Linked DNA regions of Homo sapiens: all the other regions are linked to region 1. A link is a loop called in an ENCODE intact Hi-C map of the cell type or tissue named here. Cell type or tissue: K562. All regions are shown on one strand. Links, peaks and the distances in the headings refer to the core of each region. The heading gives the core; the rest is flanking DNA. Region 1 has its middle 59 kb from the start of SCAF8. Region 2 has its middle 15 kb from the start of MIR1273C. Region 3 has its middle 67 kb from the start of TIAM2.

Region 1 (10,717 bases), core at 1,360-9,359:
TTAACTTCATAATTTTTGCTGCTCTATTGTTACAGGAAAGAGGTCCCGATCCAGACCCCAAGAGAGGGTTCTTGGATCTAATGCAATACAAGATTCAGGGTGAATCTGCAGAGTAAAGAGAAAACAAGTTTATTAGGAAAGTGAAGGAATCAAGAATGGCTACTCCATAGACAGAGCAGCCCCGAGGGCTGCTGATTGCCCATTTTTATAGTTATTTCTTTTTTTCTTTTTCTTTCTTTCTTTTTTTTTTTTTTGTTGTTGAGATAGAGTCTTGCTCTGTTGCCCAGGCTGGAGTCAGTGGTGCAATCTCAGCTCACAGCAACCTCCGCCTCCCGGGTTCAAGTTGTCTCAGGTTCCTGAGTAGCTGGGACTACAGGCACGTGCCACCATGCCCGGCTAATTTTTGTATTTGTAGTAGAGATGGGGTTTCATCATATTGGCCAGGCTGGTCTCGAACTCCTGACCTCATGATCTTCCCACCTTGGCCTCCCAAAGTGCTGGGATTACAGGCGTGAGCCACCGCACCTGGCCAAGTTATTTCTTGATGATATGTTAAACAAGGGGTGGATTTTTCATGCCTCTTCTTTACGGACCATATAGGGCAACTTCCTGACATTGCCATGGCATTTGTAAACTTTCATGGCACTGGTGGGAGTGTAGCAGTGAGGACGACCAGAGGTCACTCTCATCGCCATCTTGGTTTTAGTGGGATTTGGCCGGTTTCTTTACTGCAAACTGTTTTATCAGCAAGATCTTTATGACCTGTATTTTGTGCTGACTTCCTATCTCATCCTGTGACTTAGGATGCCTAACCATCTGGGAATGCAGCCCAGTAGGTCTCAGCCTCATTTTACCCAGCCCCTATTCAAGATGGAGTTGCTGTGGTTCAAATACCTCTGACACTATCAGTATGAATTCTGCGTTTCCATGAAAAATTTTGCAGTTGACCAATGTTCTTCTCCCACCCTTTAGTCCCCAAGTGTCCTTAACGGTACTCAGGTAAGCCTTCTCTCCGAGGCACAGAGGTATAATGATGGGAAATAGTTACATCTAAAGCCATAGCAGGGTCTTAGGAGGTGCTTTGAGGATACACTTGGATTTTACATCCTTCTAGATCTTCTCAGATCCTCTGTTCCGTGCAACAGACGTTACTAAATTCATACATGTCTGAGACAGTAACCCACGTGCTGGGGATGCAGAGACAATTAGTTCCTGTTGTCAAAGGGGTCACAATCCAACACAGTGGTCCCCAACCCTGGAGCATGCTACTTACCAGGGAAGATTTGAAACACGAATAACGGAAGCCACCTCAATAGCCTTTTTTTTTTTTTTTTGAGATGGAGTCTCGCTCTGTCACCCAGGCTGGAGTGCAGTGGCGCGATCTCAGCTCACTGCAACCTCCGCCTCCTGGGTTCAAGCAATTCTCCTGTCTCAGCCTCCTGAATAGCTGGGACTACAGGCATACGCCACCATGCCCGGCTAATTTTTGTATTTTTGGTAGAGTTGGGGTTTCACCATATTGGTCAGGCTGGTCTTGTACTCCTGACTGCAGGTGATCCACCTGCCTTCCTTCCCAAAGCGCTGGGATAACAGGTGTGAGCCACTGCACCCAGCCTCAACAATCTTTTAAAATAGGTCTTGGGTAGGGCCTGGACATCAGGTTTTTTTGTTGTTGTTGTTTGTTTGTTTTTAAATATCCCCAGTGATTCTGATATACAGTGAGGAACAACCTATCTAGTAGGTAAACTAATACAAAGTTAACATTTTATGGAGGACTGTTTTATGCCAGGCACTGTTCTGTTGTCATATTTTATATTATTTAATCATCCCAACAATCCAATAAGATAATATTGTTACTTTCTTTTCTTTTCTTTTCTTTTTTTTTTTGAGACAGGATCATTCTGTCACCCAGGCTGGAGTGCAGTGGTACGATCACATCTTGCTGCAGCCTCGACCTCCCAGGCTCAAGCAATCCTCCGGCCTCAGCCTCTCGAGTAGCTGGGACCACAGTCATACACCACCATGCCTGGCTAATTTTTAAACATTTTTGTGGAGATGTGGTCTCACTATGTTGCCCAGGCTGGTCTTGAACTCCTGGGCTCGAGTGGTCCTGCAGCCTCAGCCTCCCAAGGTGCTGGGATTACAGGCCTGAGCCACCACGCCTGGACCTGTTGCCTCCATTTTATGGATGAGGACACAAGGCAGGGTCAAGTTTAATGACGTACCTGAGACCACACAGCTAGTATGTGGAAGAACCAAGAATTAACGCCACCGTCTGCTGCTGGAGCCTGTGTTCTTAACCCCTAAGCCCACTGCAGCAAGTCACCTGCCTGACAATGACTTAATTGATAAACTCTTTAATAATGGCACTTTGTTCGCTTTTATTACTATGGGATAGATTTTTACAAATGATGGCAATTTGTAAAACATACTGAGGGGTGAGACGTTGGAGCTGTTGATTCTGACCGTGGTTGAGGAGGTTGGAGAATATTTTACAGGGGAGGAACTATTTAAATTTAACGTTAGGCCAGGCATGGTGACTCATGCCTGTAATCCCAGCACTTTGGGAGGCCAAGGAGGGGTGGATCACTTGAGACCAGGAGTTCAAGACCAGCCTGGCCAACATGGCAAAAGCCTATCTCTACTAAAAACAGAAAAATTAACTGGGCATGGTGGTGTGTGCCTGTGATCCCAGCTACTGAGGAGGCTGAGGCAGGAGAATTGCTTGAACCCGGGAGACGGAGGTTGCAGTGAGCTGAGATCGAGCCACTGCACTCCAGCCTGGACGACTGAGCGAGACCCTGTCTCAAAAACAAAAACAACAACAACAACAAAATCAACAACAACAACAAAAACTTTAAATGATGAGTAGGATTTATAGGCAGAACAAGGAGTTAGAGAGAACAGTTCAAGGAGAAGGGAAGTCCTCTACAAAGGCATTCAGAAGATGTGCACAAACAAGTCCAGATATGTGTTCTGTCTCTTGGGTTGAGCTCTCTGGTTCCTTTAAATCTTTCTTCTATGAATGGTCTATTCTAAGTACCCCAGCCTGCCTAAAAAGTGGTTTTCCTTAGTGCTTTCACCTTTCTCGGTTTACATCTCAAGATATAAAAGTATATGTTAAAAAAGATATACTTTAAATGTATATATATCTTTAAAAAGACATACTTTTAAAACTAAAATGAGTAAAAATTTTTAAACTAAAGTCAGTAAAAATACAAGTAGAAGTACTTGTTGCTGGTCTCGGTCATCATTCAAGATGTGACTGTTGCTCTCAGTACTTGGCTCTGAGAAGCGCCACTTATTAACAGTCTCTACAGTGTTGATAAAGGGGGGTAGGTTTTACTTGCGGTAAAACAGAATCTTCAGGTCGAGCACGGTGGCTCACACCTGTAATCTTACCACCGAGGCAGAAGGATTGCCTGATCCCAGAAATTCGAGACCAGCCTGGGCAACATGGCGAGACTCCATCTCTATTAAAAAAACAAAAGGCAGAGTCTTCATAAGTGGAAATATAAGTTTTAATTATTCCAGCTAAATCATCACAGTAAAAAGATGTTAATATTTATCTCCATACTCATCCTTACCAGATAGCCTTGTGCTCTTGGAATGTCGTATTTGTGAAGTGAGCAAGCAGTATGTAGAATAGCATGAGATAGACCAGTCACCAAAGGTTGTTGATTTCTAGGAATGTCTCATGCTGGTTGCATCTGTGTGTGAACTGGGAAGTTGAGATCGCTTTCCACAGAAATTAAGCAAAATCCTGGAGGTAAGTTGTGGATAGGGATGCTGTAGACTCCCTGACAGCATAGGAACTAGAACTCTGAAGCAAGCCACTGGTGCCTAACAAATTCTTTATAAAGTTGTAGAGTGGATCCATGGGGGCTGACGTGGCCTCCAACGCCTAACATGGTTGAAAAGGCCATGGACTTGTGTTCTGGGTTCCTCTAGAATAACCAAGTCCTCACGTAACCTGGTGTGTATTGACCACCTCTCTTGACCGCTGATCTTGGGGAGCACCTTGCTGAGGGCCAATGGAAAATGCTGGAAGCCATGAGCCCTCCTTGTATCCCTGATCTTAGATGGGTCTATGGTTTTTGGTGGAAGCCATCCAGAAACAGCCTCAAAATCCAGTCTGAGTTTTCATTCCTGTCAATCAATCCTCTTATTTTTTTCCTTCACTACCTTATTTCTAGCAACACATCTTACTTATTCTGTTTTCCCAGAAGATGAGTTGTGTATGAGTTTTGGGTGGACTATCTTGACAACCAAATAGCGTTATATTTAAACGTTTGTGAAAATAATAAGCTTAGCATAACCTGCCTTGACAGATGTGGTATGCCTAGTGAAGTTGCTTAGCTATGGCTCAATCTCAGGATCTGTGGGACTCTAATGCCATCTGCTGGTCACACTGATGGCTGCTGCCATCACTTTCTTGGCCTACTCTGCTGTCTTACTCTATAAGACTAACAGGACCCCATAGTTAGGAGAGCGACCTCTAGCGAGCAGGCCTTGGCATTTTTCTTTTTAATTGAATTCATAAAGGCTTAGAATGCCATTTAGACAATTTGTAATGGTGGGGGGAGGTAAGAGTATAAATATTGAATGTATTCAAACCTGTCAATGATGTTCAACTCTTTTCACTGTGGATAAAGATCTTCTAGATGCAATAGAATTAGATTTTGGCGATTACATCCTATTTTATGGGTGTATCGTTTTGCATTCATGGGCTGTTTGATATTGAAATACTATATAATTTTAGTAGTAAGAGCACAGGATCTGGAGTCGAAGCAGGGTTAAAACAAAGGCTTTGTGGCCAGGCATGATGGCTCATGCTTGTAATCTCAACACTTTGGGAAGCTAAGGCAGGAGGATTGCTTGAACTCAGGAGTTGGAGGCCAGCCTGGCAAAATGGCGAAACCCCAACTCTACAAAAAGTACAAAAAAAAAAAAAAAATTAGCCAGGCATGGTGGTACACGCTTGTCGTCCCAGCTACTTAGGAGGCTGAGGTAGGAGAATTGCTTGAGCTCGGGAAGGCTGGGGCTGCAATGAGCCATGATCACACCATTGTACTCCAGCCTGGGTGACAGAGTGAGACCCTGTCTCAAACAACAACAACAATAGCAACAACAAAAACAACACAAATGCTTTGCCAATTACTAAGTTTTTGCTTTGAGCAGGTTACTTAACTTTTCTGTGCCTCAGTTTCCTTGGCTTAAAATGGAGATAAATGTACCTAAACCACAGAGATTAGAACAATACCCAGTGTGAAGTAAAACACTCAACAACTGTTAGCTATTTGATTTTATTTCTTTGAGATGGAGTCTCGCTCTGTCACCCAGGCTGGAGTGCAGTGATGCGATCTCGGCTCACTGCAGCCTCTGTCTCCCAGGTTCAAGCAATTCTCCCCGTCTCAGCCTCCCAAGTAGCTGGGATTACAGGCGCCCACCACCACACCTGGCTAATTTTTGTATTTTCAGTAGAGACGAGGGTTCACTGTGTTGGCCAGGCTGGTCTTGAACTCCTGACGTCAACTCCTGATCCACCCACCTTGGCCTCCCAAAGTGTGGGGATTACAGGCGTGAGCCACGGTGCCTAGCCCAGCTATTTTTATTAAAACAAAAATCTTGTAGTTTATATCATTCTGGGATAGGAGTAATCTCTGGACCATCTTTCTGGGCCATCTTTTTGTTGGAAGAAAGCTGAGGACAAATGACTCTTGTTCCAAGGATTGGGGAGAGGTTCTGCAAGATGGAGGATACAAACTTGTGCTTGTGTAATCTGGATGGAGAACCCACGGAGACAAAGGTATTCTAGGGGTGTGAATGGGGGTGGTTGTGGCTGTCTCAGAGGGTTTTGTGAGTAGAGATGTAGCCACAAGGATGGTGTTAGATTAATGAAGCGGGGGCAGTGGGAGGTGACAGAAAGCTCAGTGATAAAATCCCGTGTAGTCACTGGATATTGGCTGGGGCTGGAGGAGGCCTCCAGGCTGCTCCATGTGGTCCTTGAGTTGGGGACATGCTCTGCAAGTCCTCAGATATGGTCAACACCCTCTCTGAGCTGCCAGGAAGAATTAGGTATGTGCAAAGAACAAGATATTGAGCAACCCAGTGTGGGACAGGAGGCTACAGACACCGAAGCTGGTCACAGAACTTGATGAACCTTGCACAGTTATCATTTCTGCAAAGCTGGTGGAGTTGCTGTTATGGCCTCGGTGCAGCAGGAATGCAATGGTTTCTGTTGTCTGATGATAGAAATACAGGTTCCAGCTAAGGAAGTCAAACCAGAGTTGGGTTTTTGTGGAGAGATTTTTGATTCCTTTTTAATTTTTTTTCTTAAGGTAATAACAAAATTTAAACAACAAAAAATAGTATAAATAATAAAAACTATAGTCTTTCTTACGCTGTCCTTAAAGATAACCACTTTTAACTCATTCAGCTTTTTGTTCTTTCAGTTTTCTTCACAGGTCTAAGTACTGTGCTAAAATCACTATCTGTAAAGGCATCAATTTAAATAAATATTTACTGACTTTCTGCTCTGATACATGAGTTTTCAGCTCACTATTTTTGTGTCTGTCTTGTAGAGGGTATAGATGGGTAGTGTTGTTTGGCCTGCATGCTGTTGAAAAAACGTTTGAGCCAACATTTAAAGGATCAAGTTAAATAAAAAAATATAGATTTTCCTACTTCTCTTGAAAAATCCTCAAATATTTAAATGAGGTTTGCATTCTTTTATGGCAGCTGTTGACCTGAGCTGAATAACGACTGTCGGTCCCTCAGATTTCCAGTTTCCCCAGATGTCCCCACTCCTTACTGCTCTTTAGTGCTGAGGCTGAGTGTAAATTGACATTTCTCATCATTGGTCTCTTTCTTTTCTTTTTTTTTTTTTGAGATGGAGTCTTGGTCTGTCGCCAAGGCTGGAGTGCAGTGGCGCGATCTTGGCTCACTGCAACCTGCACCTCCCGGATTCGAGGAATTCTCTGCCTCAGCCTCCCGAGTAGCTGGGATTACAGGCGCCCGCCACCACGCCTGGCTAATTTTTTGTATTTTTAGTAGAGACGGGGTTTCACCATCTTAGCCAGGCTGGTCTTGAACTCCTGACCTTGTGATCCACCTGCCTTGGCCTCCCAAAGTGCTGGGATTACAGGCGTGAGCCACCATGCCCGGCCTCTTTCTTTTCTTATAGCAAACAAAATATTTCCCCGTACCCATGTGGGAAAATTACAAATTGACAAAGCAAGTCCAATAGTCTTTCTCACATCAGAGTGTGTTTCATGCATGGGTTTAGCTGCCTGCCATGGTTTGCATTTACATTTGAGACCGTTGGTTGTTCTATTTGCTGTAATCATAACCTGAAGCAATGTACTCCTAACAGTAGGGAAAGTGGGATGCTTCCTCTCTTCATTTTGACTGAGGTGCCAGTAAGATATATGCCAAAATGGATGTGAAGCCAAGTCCTGTATGCAGATTACAAAGGAAATGGTCAACATCCGGTTTAATGACTCTCAAGCTCCTCTTTACCCACTACTTCATGGAGAATATAGAAGCGCTGGAGTGGAGAGGATGAGAGCATTGTTCGAGGAAGGTTTCTTTGGAGAAGGTTGACTGTGAGCCTCATCCACATATCCCACCAAGGGGCTGAGACAGAGATCGCCTGCCTCATTTCCTCAAAATAAGCATGGACTTTCCCTGGACCAAATGGGGAGGCTCCCAAAGTATCCCCGGGGATTTGAGGGACAGAGTGGACTAGTATCTAATTCCTATTCCTATCAAGTCTGAAGGTCAACAAAGGTTAGATGGTGAGCCAGAAAGCAGCTTGGATGATGGAATCCGAGAGGGTGGCTGTTGCGCTCAGGAATAACTGCATTCTCCTCCAGTGGCCACTTAATAGGAGCATGAGTGTTTGTGGACCACATGGCAGAGTGAACCCTGGAGCCACTTAAAGTCCTGCCTAAGAGGACAGACTGGGAATGTGATGGATGCAAATAATCAGCCTCCTTGTTAAGTGAGTTGCTAGAGGACCAAGGGTTGAGTGGAGAGAGGTCAGCTGAAGGTGACGCACCACTCACATCCTAGGTACTTCACCCAGAGAGACCCTCCTGGGTCAGCCTCTGCAAGTGCCATGAAAGAAAGAGACAGTTTTAGGCATCTACCAGAACCTGTTGGGCAGTTATAACAGTGGTAAGTCTATTACCTGGCAGTGAACAGAAATGTCACGGGATTAGTCCAAGATGTCATCTGGAGCAGGAGAAGTGGAACATCACTGAAGACATTTGCAAGGAGCAATGGAAAAATAAAGCACATTTTGATCACATCCCATGAATTGTGCTAATTTAGCATATTAGTAACTTGCTTTTACTTTTCTTTCTAGAATCATCACAGGTCACTTTATAAAATGAGGCTATTAGCACTTCCTCTCTTCCTCGGAACCGCTGCCATCTGCATTTAACTCCTGAAATGCCAATGTTAAAAACATAACATAACTTCTGTAAGCATTACTATGTCTTTAATGTCTTTTTGTTGTTGTTGAGACAGGGTCTCACTCTGTCACCCAGGCTGGAGGGCAGTGGTGTGATCACGGCTCACTGCAGTCTTTACCTCCTGGGCTCAAGGAATCCTCCCACCTCAGCCTCCTGAGTAGCTGGTGTGCCCAGCCAACTTTTGTATTTTTTTGTAGAGACAAGGTTTCATTATGTTGCCCAGGCTGGTTTCTAATTCCTAGGCTCAAGTGATTCACCCGCCTCGGCCTCCCAAAGTGCTGGAATTACAGGCGTGAGCCACCGCGCCCGGCCAATTTTTGTATTTTTTTATAGAGACAGGGTTTCACTATCTTGCCCAGGCTGGTCTCTAACTCCTAGGCTCAAGTGATTCGCCCGCCTCAGCCTCCCAAAGTGGTGAGATTACAGATGTGAGCCACTGTGCCCAGCCTAATGTTTATACCTTGATGAAAATATTCCTGATTTTGGCTAGAAGGGTATAGTTTGTAGCAGACCATGCTCCCATCAAGGAAATCTAGAAAAACCAGATATAATATCAAAAACATCTGCTGGAAGGCACTGAGGCAGTAAGGACTCAAGGGAAGAATATTGGAGATAAGGGTGGGTCACTGAGATGAGCGTCACCCTCTGCTTGCAGTTTGATCCCTGAGTCAATGCCAGTTCTTGGCACTAACAGAGGTTTCGAAGTTGGTTAGAAGGTGAATGCTAAGAGGCATCAAAGTGGTAGAACTTCCATCAATCTCACGAGGCACAGGAGGTGAACATTGGAGTTTTGGGGCTGCCAGAACAGCTGAGACTTGAGGGTACAAACTCCAGGGAGTGCAGAGAAGTAAGCCCAGTAAAGGCTGCATACCCATTTCCTCCTTGGGGCCTCTACTGATTCTTAAGCTGAACAAGGTTAGAGTTGGAGAAATCGAACAGAAAAGGTTGAAAAGCAGAGTGGAAGCCTCATGGCACTGAGGTAAGGAGTCAAAATTTGGAGCCAAGGAGGAAGTGTTCTAGTAAACACACTAGGCTTCATTTGCAGGGCTAACTCCTAGGAGTGGGTTCAATTTAGAGGAAGGCTAAACCTTAAAAAGATTGCAAGACAGCTTCAAAGCTCTATGCACTGAATGTACTGAGGTGATGTACACCCACTCCTGCTGCCTGCCAGAGAATAAGGAGAAACCTCTTGATAGAAGATAACATCATCCAGAGCCTCTGCAGTTTTTCTATAGAATGTCTGACATTCAATAAAATGTTGCTGACTGGGCGTGGTGGCTCACACCTGTAATCCCAGCACTTTGGGAGGCCCAGGTGGGAGGACCACTTATGCCCAGGAGTTCAAGACCAGCCTGTGCAAGATGGTGAGACCCAGTCTCCACAAAAAAAGGAAAAAGTTAGCCAGGCATGGTGGTGTGTGCCTGTGGTCCCAGCTACATAGGATTCTGAGGTGGGAGGAGGATGGCTTGAGCCCAAGAGTTCGAGGCTGCAGTGAGCCATGTTCATGCCACTGCATTTTGCCTTGGGCGACAGAGCAAGACCCTGTCTCAAAAAAAAAAAGATTGTGATTAATACATAGAAAATATGGAATTGAATGGTTGCTTTAAATTGGAAGTATAACTTACATAGAGAAAGGGGCACAAATCTTAAGTGTGAATTTTACATATAATAAAATTTCATAAATGCATATACCTTCCTAACCAGTGTGAAGATCAAAATCTGGAACATGTCCGGGACCTCAAAGGGCTCCTTCCCTGCCTGTCTCATCTAGTATTCCACCGATGGAGCAATTATTCTCACGCTTATCACCTTGTATTAGTTTTGCTGTTCCTAAGCTTTATTTAAGTAGAATCATACAGTATGCACTCTCTTACTTTTGACTTCTTTCATTCAACATTATGTCTGTGAGATTCATAGTTCTTTCTACTGACAGTGCAGAATATACCACAAATTCTTTGTATTAATATTCACAATTTATCATTTTTACTCTTGGTAGACATTTGAGTTGTTTCCAATTTTAGGCTATTTTAAATAAAGCTTCCACTAGCTTTCTTGTACATGTCCTTTGGTGGACACAAGCACTCCTTGCTGCTCAGCGTATATTTGGAAGTGAAATTGTTGCATCAGAAGGGGTATGTAGATTTAGCTTTAGAAAGTACTGCCAAGCATTTTCCAAACTGGTTGTACCTACTTATGCTTCCAAGAGCCATTTAAGAGAGCTCCAGATGCCTAATTTT
Region 2 (10,717 bases), core at 1,167-9,166, 190 kb before region 1:
GCCCAACTAATTTTTATATGTATTTTTAAAAGATGGGGTCTTGCTATGTTACCCACATTGGTCTTGGACTCCTGGCTTCAAGCGATCTTCCTGCCTTGGCCTCCCAAAATGCTGGAATAACATGCATGAGCTACTGCGCCCAGCTGCTGTCTGGTTTTGAATAAATAATGCAAGACGGCAAAGGCGTGGCTTTCATTAGTTTTATCCCATATCCAGCCCATTAGCAATACACACATATTGTGAAATGTATGCTTTCCTGAAATTCAAGTACTGCTAAAAAGAGAGGGAGACTTTTAAATCTAAAGCTTCCCTCCCCAATTCCATTTCCATATATCTTCTAGGATACTCAAATCTTAAGAATGAATATTAACAACAAGAAGGGTCTGATACTCCTAAAGTCTGTAGTCTTCATTTTTCTCTAGAATCTAGATCATGAAAAAAAAATAGTTACCATGTATTAAAATGCTTACCATGTGCCAGTTCTATTCTAAGTATCATCACACTATTATGTGATGTTATAACCTTCTGAAACAGATGTAAAACTGAGGCACAGGGCAACTGAGTAACTTGCCTGATGCTGTAAGACCAGGGACAGACAGAAATTAGGCTCCAAAGATACGCTCTTTACCCATACAGCATCCAAATGCCCTAAATTAAAATGCTGTAGCTAAAATTTTACATGTGGAACAGGTCTGGGCAGAAGGAAGGGGATGTTCGCGTAAAATAAAAAAGGTAAGGTAAAATCATTCTTTCTCCCTTTGACCTTGCATATGATCCTTTCTGATCAAGGCTGGGGAGGTGATAAAGGCTCTGGTGGTTAAGGAGATGATGTTCCAAAATGCAGAAAGGGGTACTGGGACCCAAAATAGAGGGGGAATTGAAAGACAATTTCTGGCTTTCTCAGCCTTTTTCCTGAGACCACTCCTGTTTCACATGACTCTGCTAGTTAAGGAGGTAAGAATGTATCTGTAATCTGAACCAGGGCACCTGCTGCTGATAGACTCCTACTGCCTACAAGAGAAACTGCAAGCTCTTAGCTGGGCAGTGAGGGCCCCTCACAACCGGAGGGGCCAAGCAGAGCTACTCCCTGCCCTCCATTCACTCCATACCCTTTCATGCCTTCCAGTAACCCCTGCAAATGCACTTCACTTCCAGCAAGCTGCAGGACGCCCGTCAAGTGCCAATTTCTCTAATCGCCTTCCCTACTCCACCCCTTTCCACGGTTCATGGATGCATTTCCACAGCACGCTGCCACATCTCTGCCATGGCGCCAATCACTCTGTCCAGTAATTACCTTCCTGACTGCATTGTGGATTCCTCAAGGGCAGAGACCTTGCTTTCTTTTAGCGTGTGCCTGGTGCCTATGTGTTTGCTGAATAAATGAATGCATTCAGTGTAGGGATGATACATTCATTCAAGTCTTAATCAGGTTAAAAGTTTAGAATTTTAAAATGATACAGAGTATTTTCCAAGCTTAGAGCTTCCATATACCCAGAAGAAATGCCAGTCATCCCCAAGCATAAATTTAAGAAATTAATTTTTGCCTTCAAATACTTCTATTAATATGCAATAAAATTACTGTATTATTTAAGCATTTTAAAGAAGGAAAATATTGAGTAAAAATATTCCAGCCGGGCATAGTGGCTCAAACCTGTAATCCCACCATTTTGGGAGGACGAAGCAGGTGGATCACTTGAGGTCAGGAGTTCGAGACCAGCCTGGCCAACATGGCAAAACCCCAACTCTACTAAAAATACAAAAACTAGCCAGGAGTGGTGGTGCATGCCTGTAATCCCAGCTACTCGGGAGGCAGAGGCAGGAGAATCACTTGAACCCGGGAGGTGGAGGTTGCAGTGAGCCAAGATCATGCCACTGCACTCCTCCCTGGGCGACAGAGAAAGACCCTGTCTAAAACAATAACAACAATAAAAAACCTTAATATTCCAAAAGTTACAAGAGTTTATCATAGTGGAAAAAAGTTACTGAAAAGTGACCTAAATAGTGTTCTATTTCCTGAGCCTCCATAAACAAATTATTTGCAAAATATATCTCAATACAATGTCACTCTGTTAACTAAAATAAGTTCTCTCCAATAGTCTTAGTTATTAAACTTATAAAATACCTGGAAAGCAGTGAAAAGTAATTATTCTTTTTTTTGTGGGGGATGGAGTCTCACTCTGTAGCCCAGGCTGGAGTGCAGTGGCACGATCTCGGCTCACTGTAACCTCCGCTACCCGGGTTCAAGCGATTCTCTTGCCTCAGCGTCCAGAGTACCTGGGATTACAGGCGCGTGCCACCACGCCTGGCTAATTTTTTGTATTTTTAGTAGAGACGGGGGTTTCACCGTGTTGGTCAGGCTGGTTTCAAACTCCAGAGCTCAGGCAATCTACCCACCTCGGCCTCCCAAAGTGCTGGGATTACAGGTGTGAGCCACCTGCCCAGCCGATTTTTTTTTATCTTGTAAAAAAACCAACCTGTAACTTAGATTTATAAAACAGGTGGTGATGCCATATATTCCAGGAGAAGTTCCTTCTGTCTCCTAGCCATTAGACCACCTGGATTATTGGACATAATTCAGCATTCTGGACTCACTACACATAACAGACCCTAATATAGCTGGGGGAAACATACAAAAAAGAGGCCTACTTCTGTCTTTGATAGCTGATTTATAGAAGTTAAAATACAATCATGTTTAAGAAATAGCTGGTATCATATTGTACTACGGAATGTTTTATTCCAGGCTGTTTCACCTTTGTGTGTGTGTGTTTTGGGGTGGGGGGGAGGTGGTGAGAGGGAGTATTCACACATGTGACTCATTTAAAAATCTGAGCACAGGCCGGGTGTGGTGGCTCATGCCTGTAATCCCAGTACTTTGAGAGGCCGAGGCAGGTGGATCACCTGAGGTTAGGAGTTTGAGACCAGCCTGGCCAACATGACAAAACCCCATCTCTACTAAAAATACAAAAATTAGCCGGGCATGGTGGCACATGCCTGAATCCCAGCTACTCGGGAGGCTGAGACAGAATTGTTTGAAGCCAGGAGGCGGAGGCTGCAGTAAGCCGAGATCGCGCCACTGCACTCCAGCTGGGCAACAGAGCAAGACTCCATCTTTAAAAAAATAAAAAAATCTGAGCACGGATTTTTGGGTATTATGGTAATACGGCATATAATTTCAAGGAATACCATGGTCAACCTTATTAACACCCTTGGCCTAAGAAATATATGGCTCTTAAGTTAATCAGAAAGTTGGTGTAGTTCATGGCCTTCCATCTAGTCTAGGGAAACCTGACCATCCCTAAAGAAAGGCCAGATGTTTATGAGACATCACATTTGGGTAATTTTTCTGCCAGTTCACCTACCTATAATAGATGATAGCAAGTTGGAACCAAAATGTCTCACTACAGTTGGTTTATCCCACCTACATAGAGGCAGTGACTATGTAGATAATTGCTTAGGGATACGGGGTTTAAAAGTATATAGTGAACATAAAAATTTTAGCTAGTATCAGTCTCACCTTTCAAGACCAAATTTATACCTACAAAAATGTGTCTATATATTTCTGTGCCAGATATTGGTTTCCCTCACTACGAATTGGTATGTGGGTAATAAACTTTGATTACATAGAATTTGAAAGTTAAGCCAGGCATGGTGGCTCACGCCTGTAATCCTAGCACTCTGGGAGGCAGGGGCGGGCGGACTGTCTGAGCTCAGGAGTTCGAGACCAGCCTGGGCAACATGGCGAAGCCCTGTCTCTACTAAAAAAATACAAAAAAATTAGCCAGGCACGGTGGCGCACGGCTGTAGTCCCAGCTACTCAGGAGGATGAGGCACAATAATCGCTTGAACCTGGGAGGCGGAGGTTGTAAGCTGGAGCGCACTGCACTCCAGCTTGGGTGACAGAGCAAGACTCTGTCCCCCCACCACCCCCACCAAAAAAAAAAAAAAAAAGAAAGTTAATAAAGTTAATAGAGAGTCCAAATACGAATAATCAAATTACTGCTTTAAAATTTTTAATGGGTCTGTTGAAGACAAATGCACAAATGCCTTATAAATGACCTAACAGATTTCTAATGTGAAAAAATACTATAAAAATTGGAATGCTATAGAGAAATACTGAAAAAAATACTGTATTTTGTGACTTTCACTGAAACTAGGACATTTAATTGCAAAAAAAGCATCAATATGAGTCACTAAAAACAGCAACTAAAAATGTGATTATGTACTCCACAGAAAAAATTCCAGATTTAAAAAAAAAACTCATTGTACAAGAATGAGCACAGGAAGAGCTTTAAATAAAAAAAAGTAGAGAAAATTTAAATCATTAAAGATTCTATACACATCTGGTTCCTTGACATAGATGTTATTCATTAAGAGTTAGTGAAAACACAGAATATACTCTGTTTTGATCCTCAGAGAGCAGTCAATAGAGTGAGGTTTAAGAATTCAGCTACCATATCCCAGCATGAGTTCTATTTAGGAAAAAAATGGGTATGCAATTATAGCAGATTGAGTATTTACTACATTCTATGTACTATTCTAAGTACTTTACCTATATAACTCAATGACTGCATACCACAATGCTATGAGGCAGGTACTAGTATCAAGCCCATTTTACAGATGTCGAAACAGGTGCAGAAAGGATAACTATAAGATAACCTCATGACTACTAAGTGGCAGAGTCATAACTCAAATCCAGGCACTCTCTCCAGGACCCATGTTGCTAACCACTGCAATGTGCCCTCTGCACTGAAGATGAGAGTGTTAGAGCTGAAGGGAACCATGAAAGCACCTACATTGTATTCTCCTTCTGTAAACTGAGGCCCAATCACATTGGTCTATGATTCCCCGCTGCTTGCTCCATTCACGACATTCCTTTATCACCTTTTACAGCCACCTTCACAGGAACTTGGGTCATTGCACAAGGCTGATTGGAGATTTACACATTTGTTTTGACTATCTGGTAAGGGCACCATTGCAGTTTTATAACAAACCAGCATTTTGTTCAGTTCTCACATACTCCTCTGTTATCAGAAACCTCTGTGGCGATAATCATATAAAACAATATTCTACGAATATTTTGTTGGACACTCAGAGAATCAAACACTATGTAGCATGGACACTATAATACTGTAAACGTCTAAACAGTTTTAATAAGTAAAATCTCATTCTTAAATGGACGACAGTACTGAAAAGAATACCTTTGAAACAATTTTGGATTTGCAAATTAAATGTTAAGAATAGATGAAAAAGTCTCCAACCCCATCTCAGATGCTGAATCTGATGAATGTTAAAGTTCTTTCAAACTCTGAAACTGAGAGTTTGAATGGCTGCTTCTGTGAAATCATAGTTTCTGGTGCTTTGGCTGATTCACCTAAGTATACTATGAGACAGTGTGCCGGGGCTCTACTTAACCTCATCAGAATACGCTTCCATTATGTGGACAGACAGTAACAGGTGACTCTCAGGTGATAGATAACAGGCAAGTGATTTTGTTAAGAGGTGAGGTGGGAGTGGGGTGGGAATTTGGTTACGTTCCCAGAAATATCAATGATTGTTATTAGTTATAACATTCTAGGATAACTAGCTCATGTTATTAGTTATAACATTCTAGGATAACTAGCTCATCCCTAGAAGCAAGCACTGGGTTTCCTTTTATAGGTGCACAGTGACCTCTACTGGTACAAGTATAGAATCCCGAAGTGCAATTTGCTCCGTAAGTGATTTTCGGAGGCACAACTAAGAATATTTATTCTTTGAAAAGGACACCAAAAAGAAAAGATACAATTTTAAAAATACTTACTTTTTGAAACCTTTTATAATTTTCAATTAATGAGATCTCCTCCTCTACCAGAATTAGACATTTCAATTAAAGTTGTCCATACACATAATATCACAGAATGCAAAGAACTAAACAGTACTTTAATTTAAAAATCCTGCTGCTAAGTGTTATGGTGTCAAAAGTGCTATAAAATATAATTATTTTGGAATAACTCCAATTTACCCAAAAAGTACCAAAGACACCAATTATAGAAGAATTATAGCGTATATTTAAAATTTGCAAAATGCTTTGAAACTTTGCATTGTTGAATGCTAAGTAGCTCACCTTCCCACAGATATTTTGCTTCCTTGATTTTAAAACAATTAAAGTATTGGTTTTCTCTCTTAAATCCCAAAGGCTATCAGAAATAAACTGTAGGTAGGTTTATTACATTTAAAGAAACTTCCAATAGGCAAGTTTTACCTGCATGTGAAACAATGCCAAGTGAGATGCTGACGTCAAAGACAGCCTCCATATATGTCATTATTTGTCATGCACATCAAAATACTGTACAAGAGTTCAAAGGAAAATCAGTTTTTAAAAACCCATGGCAATATTTTTAATTATTGTAGGCTGAAATTATTTCCTTCAAACTGTATTTCCGTAACTTTCCACTGCAGAAAATGAAGTAGAAAAGAATTTAAAATGATACTTTTCAGTGATGAACACTCAAACCAAATTTCATTCCAAGAGCGGGAGAATACAGCATCCTTAATCTTGCCCATTTTGTTTGTTTTAACAAAGTATAATAAAAATAGCTGTGAACTAGTGAGTTAGCCAGTTTTTGCCCAGAATACATGTAACAGAGTTCCTTTTCAAGAAATTATTCATTGCTTAGTAAGAGTAATGAATTGGGAAAAATGAAGACATTTTTATTTAACTTTGATAACTAGGACTTGCATATGTGTATGGCACATCTCACTATTTCTGTTTATTAATTAATCAGCCCATATTTGCTGTACTACATGCAAGGCACTGCTGGGGATACAAGGGTGACAAGGCATAGTCCTTGCTCCTAAGGAACCAGCACTTAGGGAAAATATGACTGCTATACAAGTAACTATAAGAACATATTTTATTTCATTATTTTATTTTGAGATGGAGTCTTGCTCTGGCACCCAGGCAGGAGGGCAGTGGCGCGATCTCGGCTCACCGCAACCTCTGCCTCCCAGGTTCAAGCGATTCTCGTACCTCAGCCTCCCGGGTAGCTGGGATTACAGGCGTGCACCATCATGCCCAGCTAATTTTTGTATTTTTAGTAGAGACAGGGTTTCGCCACGTTGGCCAGGCTGGTCTCGAACTCCTGACCTCAGGTGATCTGCCCACCTTGGCCTCCCAAAGTGCTGGGATTACAGGCATAAGCCACCGCGCCCAGCCTATAAGGACATATTTTAAATAATTCGCCCTTAAAAGATGGAGTTTTTACTAAAAAATGATCTAAACTTTTCATACAACTCCCTACTGCCTCCCTCCCCTACCCCTGCCCCACATAATAATATCTGTAGCCACCTTGTGGGGCCCTGCTTCTGCAGACCTGTAAATGTCTTCTCTTTCCTTTCATATTTTGGGCATCAGATGGGGAAAATTATGCTTCTGGCTCAAGGAATATCCGTATTAACCACTGTTAAAGCAATTGCTGGGCCAGGCATAGTGGCTCATGTCTGTAATCTCAGCAATTTGGGAGGCCAAGGTGGGAGGATCGCCTGGGCCCAGGAGTTTGAGACCAGCCCAGGCAATATAGCAGGACCTCCCCTCTACAAATAATTTTTAAAATCAGCTGGGTATGGTGGTTCCTTTCTGTGGTCCCAGCTACTCAGGAGGCTGAGGCAAGAGAATTGCGTGAGCTCAGGCAGTCAAAGCTGCAGTGAGCTGAGATCATGCCACTGCACTCCAGACCCTGTCTCAACCCCCTACCCCGGCCCCGCCAAAAAAAACAACCCACAATTGCCACCACACAACTCCTACTCAAATAATCATATCAGTAAAATATGTCCTAGGATCACATAGTGAATAGACACATACTAACAGCTTTCAGTAGTGAAAGGTGAAGAGAAAGAGTGAAGCCTCATGGTGAATCCATCAGGGCCTGGCCTCTGTTTTGTACTCTCTACTCTCAGCCTACAGGATAATGCTTTACTCACATAAGGATAACACAGGACACTACAAAAGCAATTTTCTAAAAGTTAACTCTAATTCCCTGAAAACATTCATGGGTTTTAAAATTATAAACATTAAATCACAGCCGGGCATGGTGGCTCACACCTGTAATCCCAGCACTTTGGGAGGCCGAGGTGGGTGGATCACTTGAGGTCAGGAGTTCGAGACCAGCCTGGCCAACATGGCAAAACCCCCTCTCTACTAAAAACACAAAATTAGCCAGGTGTGATGGTGGGCACCTGTAATCCCAGCTACCTGAGAAGCTGAGGCAGGAGAATTGCTTGAACCCAGGAGACAGAGGTTGCAGTGAGCCAAGATTACGCCACTGCAATCCAGCCTGGTTGACAAGAGTAAAACTCTATCTCAAAACAAAACAAAACATTACATCAAGAAATTCCATGTGACTACTGAATCCCTGAGAGTGCTCTAAAATAACATGTCTAAGAAAAGAAAAACATCCTTCCAAACTCTGTCAAGACTGGGTAGAACAGAGAGAACAGGAAACAGCTGAAATGCTCCTCAGTAGAGGACTGGAGCACCATGGGAAACTGCAGATACTGGGTACAACAGAAAAACAGGAAACGTGTTTCTCAGGAGAAAATTGGTTAACTAGGGCCAGGCACGGTGGCTCACACCTGTAATCCCAGTACTTTGGGAGGCCGAGGTGGGCGGATGACCTGAGGTCAGGAGTTCGAGACCAGCATGGCCAACATGGTGAAACCCCATCTCTACTAAAAAAAAAAAAAAAAATACAAAAATTAGCCGGGCATGGTGTCAGGCGCCTGTAATCCCAGCTACTCGGGAGGTTGACGCAGAAGAATCGCATGAACCTGGGAGGCAGAGGTTGCAGTGAGCCGAGATCACGCCATTGCACTCTAGCCTGGGAGACAAGAGCAAGGCTTCATCTCAAAAAAAAAAAAAAAGAAAGAAAATTGGTTAAGTAAATTATGGTTAAGCAAATAGCAGAATATTATGCAGGCATTACAAATGATGTGCAGCTTATATGCTTGGGAAGCATCTAGAAGAACACATGAGGAACTAATAATGGTTGCCTCTGCAGAAGAAGAATTAGGCTGGCTGGCTAATTATGAATTTTTTACTTCATCTCCTTTGTTATTGGTTGAATAAGTTATGATAAACATGTATTATTTTAAAATAAAACAGACAAAAATGTGAAATAAGCACCATTTTGAATGACAAGAAGAAAAAGGAAAAACGACTGTGCTGTAGATGGTAGAAAGAAAACAGGTATTAGGAGATCAGCGTGAGAGATGTTCACGACAAAAGAATAGGACAGAGTACCGAACTTTTAAAATTTTTGGTCAGATGAACAATCTGATAAACTCATTTGTCAAAACAAACTAATATTAATTTGAAAAAATAAAAAATCACTGAATTGAGTAAAGTGACAGCATTTCTGAAAGGAAATAAACCTTTACATGAAAAGTCACTCAGTGTGAGAATGTTAAAATTTTTATATTTTCTATTTCCACAGCTATCCTCACATATTTTCTTGTCTGCTTTAAACAAGGTATCACCCCAAACAGTGTTAACCACTCCAGGAATTAGCAGTGAACAAAACTACATTGTCGTTCACCCATGGAAGCTTTTGTTGCACAAATTTCAAAAGCCTTGTCAAAGGCAGAAACCAGTTAGCACAAAGAATTGATGTCACAGGATAAACAATTTGTACAAATCCTCAAGATACTCGAATGACAAGTTCTGTGCTTAGGACAACATTCTCCATGAGGACAAAGAAGGCAGTAAAACAGTTTCAAGAACCACCACAATTCAAACATGTAACACTGCTTTTAAATGCTGATCAAATGTTAAGGCTCCAAAATGCTATAATTAAGAGATTCGTTTTTTTCCTTTATTTTTTGAAAGCATTGTTTAAAAAACAAGAAAAGTAACTATGTTATCCAATATGAAATTCCACAACATGAATTTTCAGCTTAGCAACTAGTCTAGGTAATGATTAACTGGAATAAGGCAATGACAGGAAGAAAACCCAAACCAGGTGGAGCTGTGGCTACAAACTACAGAATGCTCACCTGCCTAAGGGGGACACAGAAGGGAGAGTCTGGGACCGAAGAGCAAGAATTCCATGTGGACTTGGAGTTCCTGACCATTCAGCAGTCATTCATTTCAGTTAAAGGTAGACTTCGCTCTCGTGAAAATGTGCGTGTGAGTGAGAGTATATGAGGAACCTCAAGAAAGAGAGAAAGATAACTTTTTAAAAATTCCCTGGAAGATATTGGGGTAGGCTAATTTAAAAATCAATAAAAAGAAGCAGAAAAGAAAGCCAGGACAACGAAAACTCCACTTATTTTACAGTTTCCTCTGAGACTGGCAACACATTTTACAGATTACATTCCCAAAGTGTGTGTGTGTGTGTGTGTGTGTGTGTGTGTGTGTGTGTGTGCACGCATTCATGCATGTATGCAACTATGCATTTAAAGACTCAATTTTATCAGCAATGAGAATGATTTTACAATTTTGCTGTCTTTGTGGCTGTAACCTTTACTGAGTCAATTCTCTTATCCACTTTCAAAGACTTATCATCTTGGGAAACTGAAATAGTAATACTCCTAATCTTCTGGCAAAGCTAACCATCAAATGATCAGTAAAGAATTTGCCCCTCATGAGTATATAACAAAGTCAAATTCCTGCACTAGTTAAATTATCTGGCAATGGCAAAATTCTGTTGGTGATTACAAAATGAGAGAAATGTAATAACAT
Region 3 (10,717 bases), core at 1,623-9,622, 250 kb before region 1:
TTCTGTACATGAATATTCACCGGGAGAGGCGGATGAGCATGGATACAGATGCTTGTCACTGCTATGGCCACATCCAGGTGAGCCAAGAGGCTGCAGAGCAGGTGGAAACTGCTAATGAAGTTTCCTGGCCAAAGATGATGTTGGGGTGGGTCTGTTGTCTTCCCCCACACCTGGGATCCACTGGCTCACCCACTCTGTGACTGGGGCTCCCAGGAGGCCCAGTCCCCTTCTCCCTGGAGCCTCTGCTGGCCCCTACACTAAGCTTCCCGGCACCCCCATCCCCATCCTGGAGATGGCCTGCTGTGATGACAGGACTGGTTCTAGAAAGCAGGGCTCGTTCCACATCCTTCTTACACTAACTCCATCTTTTCCCTGGGAGATGCTCGCAGGCTCTGCAGTTCAGTCAGGTTTTGTGTCTTGAAGTCTTCAAACTTCTTCAGACAAAAACCTCATGAAGTAAGCGCTGGGGGATGTTATCTTCATTTCACAAAAGAGAAAGCTGAGATGCAGAGCGGCTCACCAAAAAGATATTTAGTCAGTAAAAGCCATTCCAGTAAGTTATGAGAAAAACCAAAGATATGCCATGAAAGTTTGAGGAAAGCACATTCCAGAGTGGCGGTTTCCCCCTCTGTAAAAGGCAAAGGCCCATCCACGCTCCCACAACGGCCATCGCCATTTCAGAATCTGAAACAAAATGTGCTTCCCAGCTCTTTTCTTGCATAAAATAAACAGCACCACGTTTGAAATCATTATGTAAAATTAACTTCAAAGAAACAAGAAACACAGCCTAATAAAGGGGGGGGAGTTTCAGAAGTACCATTTTCAGAAGTACCATTCTCTCATATCCAACCCCCACCACTTTTCCAACTGAATGCAATTTTTGCCCAGAGAGCAACTTTGTCTGCAGAGACTACCCTATACTTGGGAAGGAAGAATGTAAGTAACAAGGTGCAAGCATCAGCATAAGTTGCAACTTCAAAAGGAATATAATCACCGTTTCTGTAAACTCTCCCTTCCAGATAAACAACTGTGTTCCCAGGTTGAAGATGAGTCATGTCCCATCCCCAGAGTCCTCCAAACCACACATTCCTCTTCCTGTCCCTGGCAGTCATTTGCATACATCCTAACCTAAACCAGGGCCGCTTATAAAAGAGCTTGTGTTGAACTTTCTTCTATTTAATTCCAGTGCTTTCTTCCAGCTACCCAATCTGTATGTAATTAAAATCATATTGCAGCAAATGTTGAATGGTATGAAAAGTTTTACCATATGTATACAATTGACTAGTTGTAGAATTTGGCATGTCTGCAATGATCCCATTAACAAGGAGCGAGCCTGGCTTATTTTGGAGTGCACGTTATATGCTTTGGATAGGTTCTGTTTTTAACTTGTTCTAACACTGCCCGTGATGTTTAACCCTTTGTTAGCGGTCAACAAGAAGTGTTCCTGCATTTCAACAATGAGGACCACTGTACCCTGATCAAAACCTCAGGTCAAAAACAATTTGTCTAGTGGAGGAAGTTTCCTTTGAAAAATTTCCATTTTCTAAACTAAAATTAGCCTGCTCAGTCTTGACAAAGGCTGAGCAGATACCATCAGAGCCTCTGGGATCAAGCTGAACCGAATGGAGAAAATACAGATGTAATCATCGCTTCCAAATACTGAGACCCAGGGTGCTCCTTGAAGCTTGAAAGAAATGATTTTAGGACAAAAAGAGGAAGTACTGTACTACTGCAGATAATAAGCATTTGAAACTTATGTCCCAAGAGGTAGCAGATAAACTATAAATAAATTCAAGAAGGAGTTAGCAAAGGTCATGCTGAAGATCTACCTTTGAGGAACATTCCTGACATTCTGTGACTGACACAAGGGAAGGAAAACATCTTTCCGCCTCATCACCCTCCCCACCCCACCCACCTTTCCCACACAACAATTGAAAAAACTGGGGCCTTTGTCAGAGGAAGAATACAAGGTCAGATAAGCCTTTGGTCTGACTCTCTGGGTCAAGACTTGATAAAATTTGTAGATAATAGAGCTGACCAGTTGCAATTTTGCTTTAAAGACATTCTTCAGTAAAGACTGCAGAATGAGTTGAAGTCTTTCTCAACATGTGCCATGAAGAAACATATGTTCTTAATCTGTGGGTTTAAAATTGTTTTAGAATTACATCGATGAGACATATCCTCAAAAGAAAAATCAGGCCACCAACCCCAAACACAAGAGTATAAGAGCAGTGTAGGATAATACTTCTTTCTAGCTTAACGTCTTACAACAAATCTGTTGTAAAAGTTCTTTAAAAAGGAACGTTCATCTGGAGCTTAAAAATATGCATACAGGAGATTTGACAGAGGGTATTAGTTTCTCGCTACAGGCAGGAGCCCCACTAAGCTGATCTGAGGATACAGTAAAGGCAAAGGTACGCAGCACCTCCAGGAAAGGGAGGTGGAGAAAGAAATGCCTTCATTACATTCATCAGATCAAGTTCTCAAATCAGAATTCAAATCCTCAGTTCTCAGTGCTGAATGTTAAGCCACGGAACGTTAAGATTAGAAAACCGCCAAATGAACCTAAACAATTCATCCCTTAAAAAGGAGATGGTATTGTGACCAAACTTTCTTCTTTAAAGTTGGGTACCTGGGTCAGGTATGGTGGCTCATGCCTGAAATCCCAGCACTTTGGGAGGTCGAGGCGGGTGGATCACTTGAGGTCAGGAGTTTGAGACCAGCCTGGCCAACACGATGAAACCCCAACCCTACTAAAAATATCAAAATTAAAAGAGAAAAAAAAAATTAGCCTGGCGTGGCGGCACATGTCTGTAATCCTAGCTACTTGGGAGGCTGAGGCAGGAGAATGGCTTGTATCCAGGAGGTGGAGGTTGCAGTGAGCCGAGATCATCCCACTGTACTTCAGCCTGGGCGACAGAGAGAGACCCTGTCTCAAAAAAAAAAGGAATTGCTCTGAGACCAGTCCAGACAGTGCTGCCTCCATCACCACGCATGGCTTAACTGACACAGAAACACAAGATGCTTTCACCTAAACAAGGCCTCTGTGTTACCCAGACAGAGCGTTCACAATGTGGGAAGCCCCCATTTTCTCAGCCCCGGAAATCTGTTAAATCCTATCAATGCAGGAAATTGAAAAATTCTCTTCTCAGGAGATGGTTAGGCTGAGAACTGATAAGTGGTGCGGTGAGGGGAATCTGCCTGGAGCTAGGAGGATGAGGCTGGTCCTTGTGTTTCCATAATCCTATTAAGCAGTCCTAGCCGAATTTAATCTGGTCCTGAAGTGGATGGCTGGAAGATAATAGGTCTTGGACTTTAAGTGTCACTTAACTATATAGGTAAAACTCTAATCTCTGCGCTCAAGGGCCCATCAGTGTAATCAAACTGAGGACTCTCAGAGGAACCTGCTTCCCCGGCAGCCTGGGGTTGTAGCAAACGGTAGTTACAAAGTGCTCCTTGGAGATAGGTGCCTTATTTGAGTGGAAGCAATTTACTCTGTTCACTAGAAACTCATCCTGTCTAGACGACAGGGTTGATCTCAAGTGTTGGAGTAAAGAGGAAATCCTCCATAACTTGCTTGCCAAGGTAAAGACTCAGGTTCACCCTTGGAGTAACTGTAATCAATCTCAAGACGTCCTCTGGGTAACAAAGGATGCTGAGACAGCTGCTTCTTCATTAGCCAGGAACACGAAGTAGAAACCATCGTGAGCAGAGTACCCATTAGCTGACTGCAGCTCAGCCCCCACCATGGATGGCCAATTTAGATGAATAAATGTGCTTTTGTCTAGTTGTTCTATCAATTACTAACAGAGGGATGTTAAAATCGCCAACTGTGATGGTGGATTTATCTATTACTCCTGTAAATTCTGTCAATCTTTTGTTTTCTTTCCTTTTTTTTTTTTTTTTTTTTTTTTAAGACAGGCTCTCACTCTGTTGCCCAGGCTGGAGTGCAGTGGCACAGTCATAGATCACTACAGCCTCAACCTCCTGGGCTCAAGAGATCCTCCTGCCCCAGCCTTCTGAACAGCTGGGACTACCGGAGCGTGTTGCCACGCCCAGCTAGTTTTTAGTTTTTTGTAGCAACAGGGTCTCACTATGTTGCCCAGGCTGATCTTAAACTCCTAGGCTTAAGCGATCCTCCCGCCTTGACTTCTCAAAGTGCAGGGATTATAGATGCGAACCATGGTGCCTGGCCTGTCAATATTTCTTCACGTATTTTAAGCTCTATTACTGGACATACACAGTTTTATGCCTTATATGTTCCTGGACAATTGTCCCTTTTACCTCTGGTAATATCATCCTGAAGTCTATTTTATTGTATATTAATATGGCCATTCGAGCTTTCTAAAACATACTGTTTGTGTGACATATTCCATCTTTTTTCTTTCAACTTATCTGTATTTATATTTAAAGGCAGCATAGAGTTGGGTTTTTATTTCTGCAGCCTAACAATTTCTGTCTTTAAATTGGACCGTTTGGTCAATTTATATTTAATGTTAACTACTGATGTGATTGCATTTAAGTCTGCTGCTCGAATTTATTTTTAGTTTCTCTCATCTGTTTTTTAAATTCCTCTGCTCCTTTCTTACCTTCTTCTGGATTAATTAAACATTATTTAGAATTCCATTCTTATTTCCCTATTGCCTTTTAGCTGTGCCTCTTTGTATTTTTTTTAGAAGAGTTAATATGATATTTATTTATTTATTTTTTAGAGATGGAGTTTCGCTCTTGTCGCCCAGGCTGGAGTGCAATAGAGTGATCTCAGCTCACTGCAACCTCCGCATCCCAGGTTCAAGCGATTCTCCTACCTTCAGCCTCCCAAGTAGCTGGGATTACAGGCGTGCACCACCACACCCAGCTAATTTTTGTATTATTAGTAGACACGGGGTTTCACCATGTTGGCTAAGCTGGTCTTGAACTCCTGACTTCAGGTGATCCACCCACCTCGGCCTCTCAAAGTGCTGGGATTACAGGCATGAGCCACCTCACCTGGCCCTAATATGATTTTTAAAAGAACAAAAACAAATACCCTAATACCATCTGCCTCAGGATATCAAATCAATATATTAAATGATGTAATTGGTTATCTAGAAGAGCTGAGAATTCTCCCACCGTCACTCCTACCAAGTCCTTAAAAATAGAGAAAAGCAATTCTTCTAGCCCTTCTATGATTCTATACAGGAAAAGAATTGAGAGGTTTTTCTTTAATCTTTATAAAAATTGAAATCCCTGAAACTTCACAACTTCCATCCTAAAGACTCAGATTTCTGCACTTCTGTTATGTTTCCTCATGGCTCTTCCATGAATTTCCTCTGTACTCATGCAGGATTGCAATGCAGTCTCTGAAAATACTCTCCAAAATCAAGTGTCAGGCCCGGAGAGAACTAAACAACTCTACGGCTTGCAAGGAGCGCCCTCTTGAGGTAGCCTTTATACAAATGTTGAAATCTGTATGCTTTGGCTGAATTCACACTTCCAGCATGGCAGGGTAATAAAATCAATCAATCCAGAAGATACACCAGCTAAATTACGGATGTAAATATCTTCTTATTAGAAGTGAGTTCTAACTCCTGAAAGTCAAGATACTCTCTAGCAGAAAAAAAGCAAAAGCAAAAACAAAAAACAAAACAGTGCTTCACTAAATGTATTCCTTAAATATAAAGTAATACAAAGCTAGAAATACACTAACAATCAGAAATATAATATGATTCCAGCATTCTGGTGCTCCTGTTCATTTTTGATATTGTTCCTTATCTTGAACACGAAAAGGTAAGCTTTCTCCAGGGAGACAGCTGGTGGGTGTGGATGTGTCACACAGTGGTCAAGAGAAAGACTCCTGATCAGAGGCACCAGAGCTTCGAGACTGATTCTGACACTTCCCAGTTTGCGTGAACCTGGGGAAGGTTTTTGTTTGTTTGTTTTGAGAGTGCAGTGGCACAATCATAGCTCATTGCAGCCTTGACCTCCTGGGCTCAAGTGATCCTCCCACCTCAGCCTCCCAAGTAGCTGGGACCACAGGCACACACAACCACACTAGGCTAATTTTTCAGTATTTTTGTGTGGAGATGGAGGTTTCCGCCATATTGCCCAGGCTGGTCTCGAACTCCTGGGCTCAAGTGATTCACCTGCCTAGGCCTCCCAAAGTGCTGGGATTACAGGTATAAGCCACCACGCCTGGCCTTGGGGGAAGTTTTTTAATCCCCTTAAGCCATGTGCAAAATTAGGGTGATAAGAGAATCTACTTCAGAGGGTTGTGAAGAGAATTAATAAAATGCACACAGAGCCTGGAGCACAGGACCCAGTGCAGAGGGAGCCTTTGTGCGTGCTGGTGCTACTGATACTATCTATGCTTGTAAGACTCTAATGGGGCCAGGCGCGGTGGCTCACACCTGTAATCCCGGCTCTTTGGGAGGCCGAGCCGGCAGATCACGAGATCAAGAGTTCGAGATCAGCCTGGTCAACACAGTAAACCCTTTTCTCTAGCAAGAACACAAAAATTAGCTAGGCATGGGGTGGCGCACCTGTAATCCCAGCTACTCGGGAGGCTGAGGCAGGAGAATCGCTTGAACCCAGGAGGCAGAGGTTGCAGTGAGCTGAGATTGCACCACTGCACTCCAGCCTGGGCAACAGAGCAAGACTCCGTCTCGGGAAAGAAAAAAAAAAAAGACTCTAATGAAGAGCAGGACACCAATAAAAAGAACAAAAAACACTAAATCTGCTCCTTGTGTCCCTGATTATTACACTCTTTCAACTTTAGAAAAAAAATTCATTTTTTTCTTTTTTTTTTTTAAACCATCATTCAGGACGTTGTATGCTAACTTAAAACAACAGCAAATTTAAGGTGTTGTGCATATGACACTTGAACAAGCACAGTCCAGAGGATGAGTTGATTAAGTCACTTGCCCGATTTTCATGGTTCAGCCAAAGCTACCCGCACAGTTCCAATGCCCGCTCTCCGCCCTAAGCTATGGTGAGGCTGCCTGTCTGACTTGATGCTGGAAATGTGGAAGGACCATGTTCTGTTGAGATTGGTGATCTTGTTCCAAACTTCCCCTAACTACCAGCCTGGCATCAGAACAGAGGTCATGCTTACACCTTTGAACCTGCAGCCCCCGAGGTAATGCTGTTGCAAACCTCTCTGGTCAGCTCTGAGTCTTCTATTTGTTTTTGTTTGTTTGATTACTTGTTGGGCTTAGGTCTCCACCTCTGCCCAGAACACTGAAACGGCAAACAAAGCTGGGAAACTGGCAGGAAAGTCTGCAAGACTTGAACGATATTGGAGAAACACGAAGGAACAAGAGGCAGAGAGCTAATGACCTTGTTTTCCAACAGATGCAATGGTGCTGTTAGGAAAACACCCAAAAGGAAGCACCCACGTGGGAGGATGGAGATTATGACAAGACCGGAGAAAGTCATGGAAGGTCAAACACCATCGGGCAGTCAGGAGTTGTCTGGAAGTTCCAGCAGGGCACGGCAGAAACAACTTTGCCCAGCACCCTGTGCACTTGGGCAGGGCAGGCCCGGGGGAGAGCTCAGGGCCACCACTGATGCTTCTTCCCCAAGTGTGAGCTGGGGAACATCAAGTCACACAGAGCCGTAGGACAAACCCCAAGCATCCTCCCATAGCCTCGATTTTATTTAAAAATTCCTAGGAGGTGCGGTCGGAGAGTTAAGTAGTTTGATATAGCACAAATCATGACTTGTATATTAAAACAAACCTATAGGTAGGAATAAAGGGTAAAGTTCATACATAGTTTTATGGCCACACAGGGGTTTGTGATAAAACAGGCTATTTCATGCTTTTGGCAAATCTCTGCTGTGCCCTTGGCCCAGAGGACAGGGGATTTGTTTTTCTCCTTTGCCAGTAAGAGTAACTGGGTGGGGGCTGGGTGCAGTGGCTCACGCCCGTAATCCCAACACTTTGAGATACAGAGGGAGACCCTGTACCTACAAAAAATTTTAAAACTTAGCCAGGCACCAGGCATGGTGGCACGCACCTGTGGTCCTAGCTGAGGTGGAAGGATCGCCTGAGCTCAGGAGTTTGAAGCTGCCGTGAGCTATGACCTAGCCACTGCACTCCAGCCTGGGTGACAGAGCGAGCCCCTATCTCAAAAAAGGAAGAGAATAGAAGAGAAGAGAAGAGAAGAGAAGAGAAGAGAAGAGAAGAGAAGAGAAGAGAAGAGAAGAGAAGAGAAGAGAAAAAAGAAAAGAAAAGAAAAGAAAAAGAGAAGAGTACCTGGGTGGGGAAAAAGTCAGAACTGCTGCTCTAAAACATCAGAAAGCCCCCCATCTTAGCTGTGTGGTTTTGTGAAACCTCTTTGAGGCTTACCTATTGACCATTCCAAGTGCTTCTGTATCCCGAACCCAGTTCAACTGACTAACCATTACAGCAGTAACATTAACCGTGTTACAGTGATGCAGAGCCAGAATTGCCCAGGCATGGGCAAAGGGAAAAGTTTAACCTCCTGACTGTTCCCACTACAAGCCTGGCAGACCCGCTGCCATGGCATCACCTGGGACTAGTTAGAAAGGCCACAGAGGCTCGCGCCACCCCAGATCGGGGAACAGACTTGAGCACTGCTTGCTGTCCCCTGGCCAGTCAACTCGCATTAAAGCTTTATCTTTTCTTATCATCCGGTACCATCACATTGGCTTCTGTGCGAGAAGCAAGCTCCGTGCTGGGTAACCCTTCTGACATGCAAGTCTTCACCTAGGTAGCAGGGATGCTTGGGGGACATGTAGAAGCTTCCAGAGAGTACCAGATGTTGTCCCATGTGGGGAATCCAGACTACCCCCATGCCCTTGCTACAGAGCAGGCCACCAGCCCCTCTACTGAGAGTGGCTCAGCCGGCTTTAAAGGTGAGCCGACTTGGAGGCGCGGCAGGCTTACAGGGTAGAGGGGAGCAATGTGCTGGGGACCAGCTGGACTTCTCTCTCCTGCTGAGGATGAACCACAGCAGGAGACTGCGTTATCCCACCTTCCTCTTGGGACCTGGGAAGGACTGGAAAGGTCCCAGAGGTGAAAACAGAAGCTATGCATAGCATTTCCCAACAGCCTCACCACAGCATCTTTTCAGATCTTGATCTACCCTGGATAGGAAACTTAAAATGGAAGGTGATAAGCCAGAAGCTCTTAAAATTAGGAACGTGTTACTCAAAGACCCCCTTGGCTTTTGTCTTGGCAGATATCACAGCCACCTTGAGGAGTTTTCATTAGGATTGCTAGTGAGGCTTGTGGAAATGCTGTCTGTGGCCTCCTGAGGAAAGGAGGTGTGTGTGTGTGTGTGTGTGTGTGTGTGTGTGTGTGTGAGCATGAGAGAGAGAGAGAGAAGAGGTAGTCTGAAGTTCAAAAGCACTGGCAGGAAATACCAAGTTCTATTTTTAAAAAATTAACTTTCAATAATTATAGCTGACATCCTATGAAATAGGTAAATATAATTATCCCTTTTCTTATCAGAAAACTGGCACTGCAGAGTTCTTTTCTTTTTTTTTTGAGACAGAGTCCCACTGTGTTGCCCAGGCTGGAGTGCAGTAGCATGATCTCAGCTCACTGCAACCTCCACCTCCTGGGTTAAAGCGATTCTCCTGCCTCAGCCTCCTGAGTAGCTGGAATTACAGGCATGCTCCACTACCCCCAGTTAATTTTTGTATTTTTAGTAGAGACAGGGTTTCACCATGTTGGCCTGGCTGGTCTCGAACTCCTGACCTCAGGTGATCCATCTGCCTCAGCCTCCCAAAGTGCTGGGATTACAGGCGTGAGCCACCGCGCCTGGCCTCAGATTTCTAATATTAGTGCTCTTCCCCAAGATGAAGTGTCTGACTCCATAGAGCTCAACTGGGTCTGACTCCTATTTAAAGTCAATAGAAATCTATTTTGAGAGCAAAGATTTTAGATCAAGGTCCTCTTTCAATTTATAAGTTTTAAAAAGCAAATGTTTTTAAATTGCATGTGTATTTTGATACAGGAATAATTGGAATGACGGAAAACCTTTTGGCCTCAGCAGGTCACACTGTGTGCTGTGTTGTCACTATCCTGAGTCTGAGAGGTTGGGGGAGCTGAACAAAGGGAGGGGGAAGGGGGATCAAACAGGAGGGGAAACTGCAGACGTCCCCAGGGAAGGAATCTTCTGGAGAAAATCTCTTCCATGGAAAGGAGCTTAACACAGTACGAGGGGAACTGCTCCCTGGCTTGCTAATGCTGAGGACAGCAAGACCCAGCCCCCCACTGTGCTCAAATGCTGCTGGAGCAGCTGCAGGCGAGAGTCAGATCCAGAAGCTTCCAGCCCATGCCTCCAGCCTGGAGAACACATGTGCCTCCCAACAGAGAGGGATGCCTAGGTCCCACTGCAGGTGTTCAGGGATGGAAACCCCACTCCATCCTGACCCTGCTTTCTAGTTTTCCCTTGGTGATCCTCAGAGAACACACAGCACTTGCAGGGGAGACCCAGGTTACCTGGCATGCCTCACCCTGTCCTTTCCTATTCTGTCTATTCCATCCTGGCTCTTATCAGGAGTCTGGCCCATTCCTAACAGGAGAGCAGCTATCATGTATTGAGTCATCACCGTGCTCCTAGCACTGTGCTGAGGGCTTTATCTAACAAACCTCATTGGCTTAACTCTTGGCAGAGCTTCCATCTCTGCATTTCCCTACATCACCCCTGACCAGTGCATCAAAGGGATACCATGCGCTCATCCCCCTGGCTCTTCAAGACCCCCC

The links. Hi-C counts contacts between places; a loop is a spot of excess contacts. Peaks named below come from ENCODE experiments on the same cell type or tissue, not always from the same donor. Only the 100,000 strongest peaks of a DNase experiment are listed, where the experiment ranks them.
Region 2: it touches region 1 in a loop (3-fold over the local background); 13 of 110 quality-filtered maps call a loop at or near these places.
Region 3: it touches region 1 in a loop (6-fold over the local background); 22 of 110 quality-filtered maps call a loop at or near these places.

The regions. Positions count from the first base shown.
Region 1 is chr6:154,669,489-154,680,205 of GRCh38, reverse strand. No RefSeq gene overlaps it. Among named protein-coding and RNA genes, the nearest start is that of SCAF8, 59 kb to the left of the region's middle. In K562, for the core only: a CTCF peak has its summit at 4,448 (motif pointing left); a DNase peak (open chromatin) is centred at 4,435; H3K27me3 peaks cover 653 bases.
Region 2 is chr6:154,863,211-154,873,927 of GRCh38, reverse strand. No RefSeq gene overlaps it. Among named protein-coding and RNA genes, the nearest start is that of MIR1273C, 15 kb to the right of the region's middle. RefSeq lists silencers at 9,859-10,153, 10,386-10,586. In K562, for the core only: a CTCF peak has its summit at 5,670 (motif pointing left); a DNase peak (open chromatin) is centred at 5,657.
Region 3 is chr6:154,923,228-154,933,944 of GRCh38, reverse strand. No RefSeq gene overlaps it. Among named protein-coding and RNA genes, the nearest start is that of TIAM2, 67 kb to the left of the region's middle. In K562, for the core only: a CTCF peak has its summit at 5,408 (motif pointing left); a DNase peak (open chromatin) is centred at 5,414; H3K27me3 peaks cover 649 bases.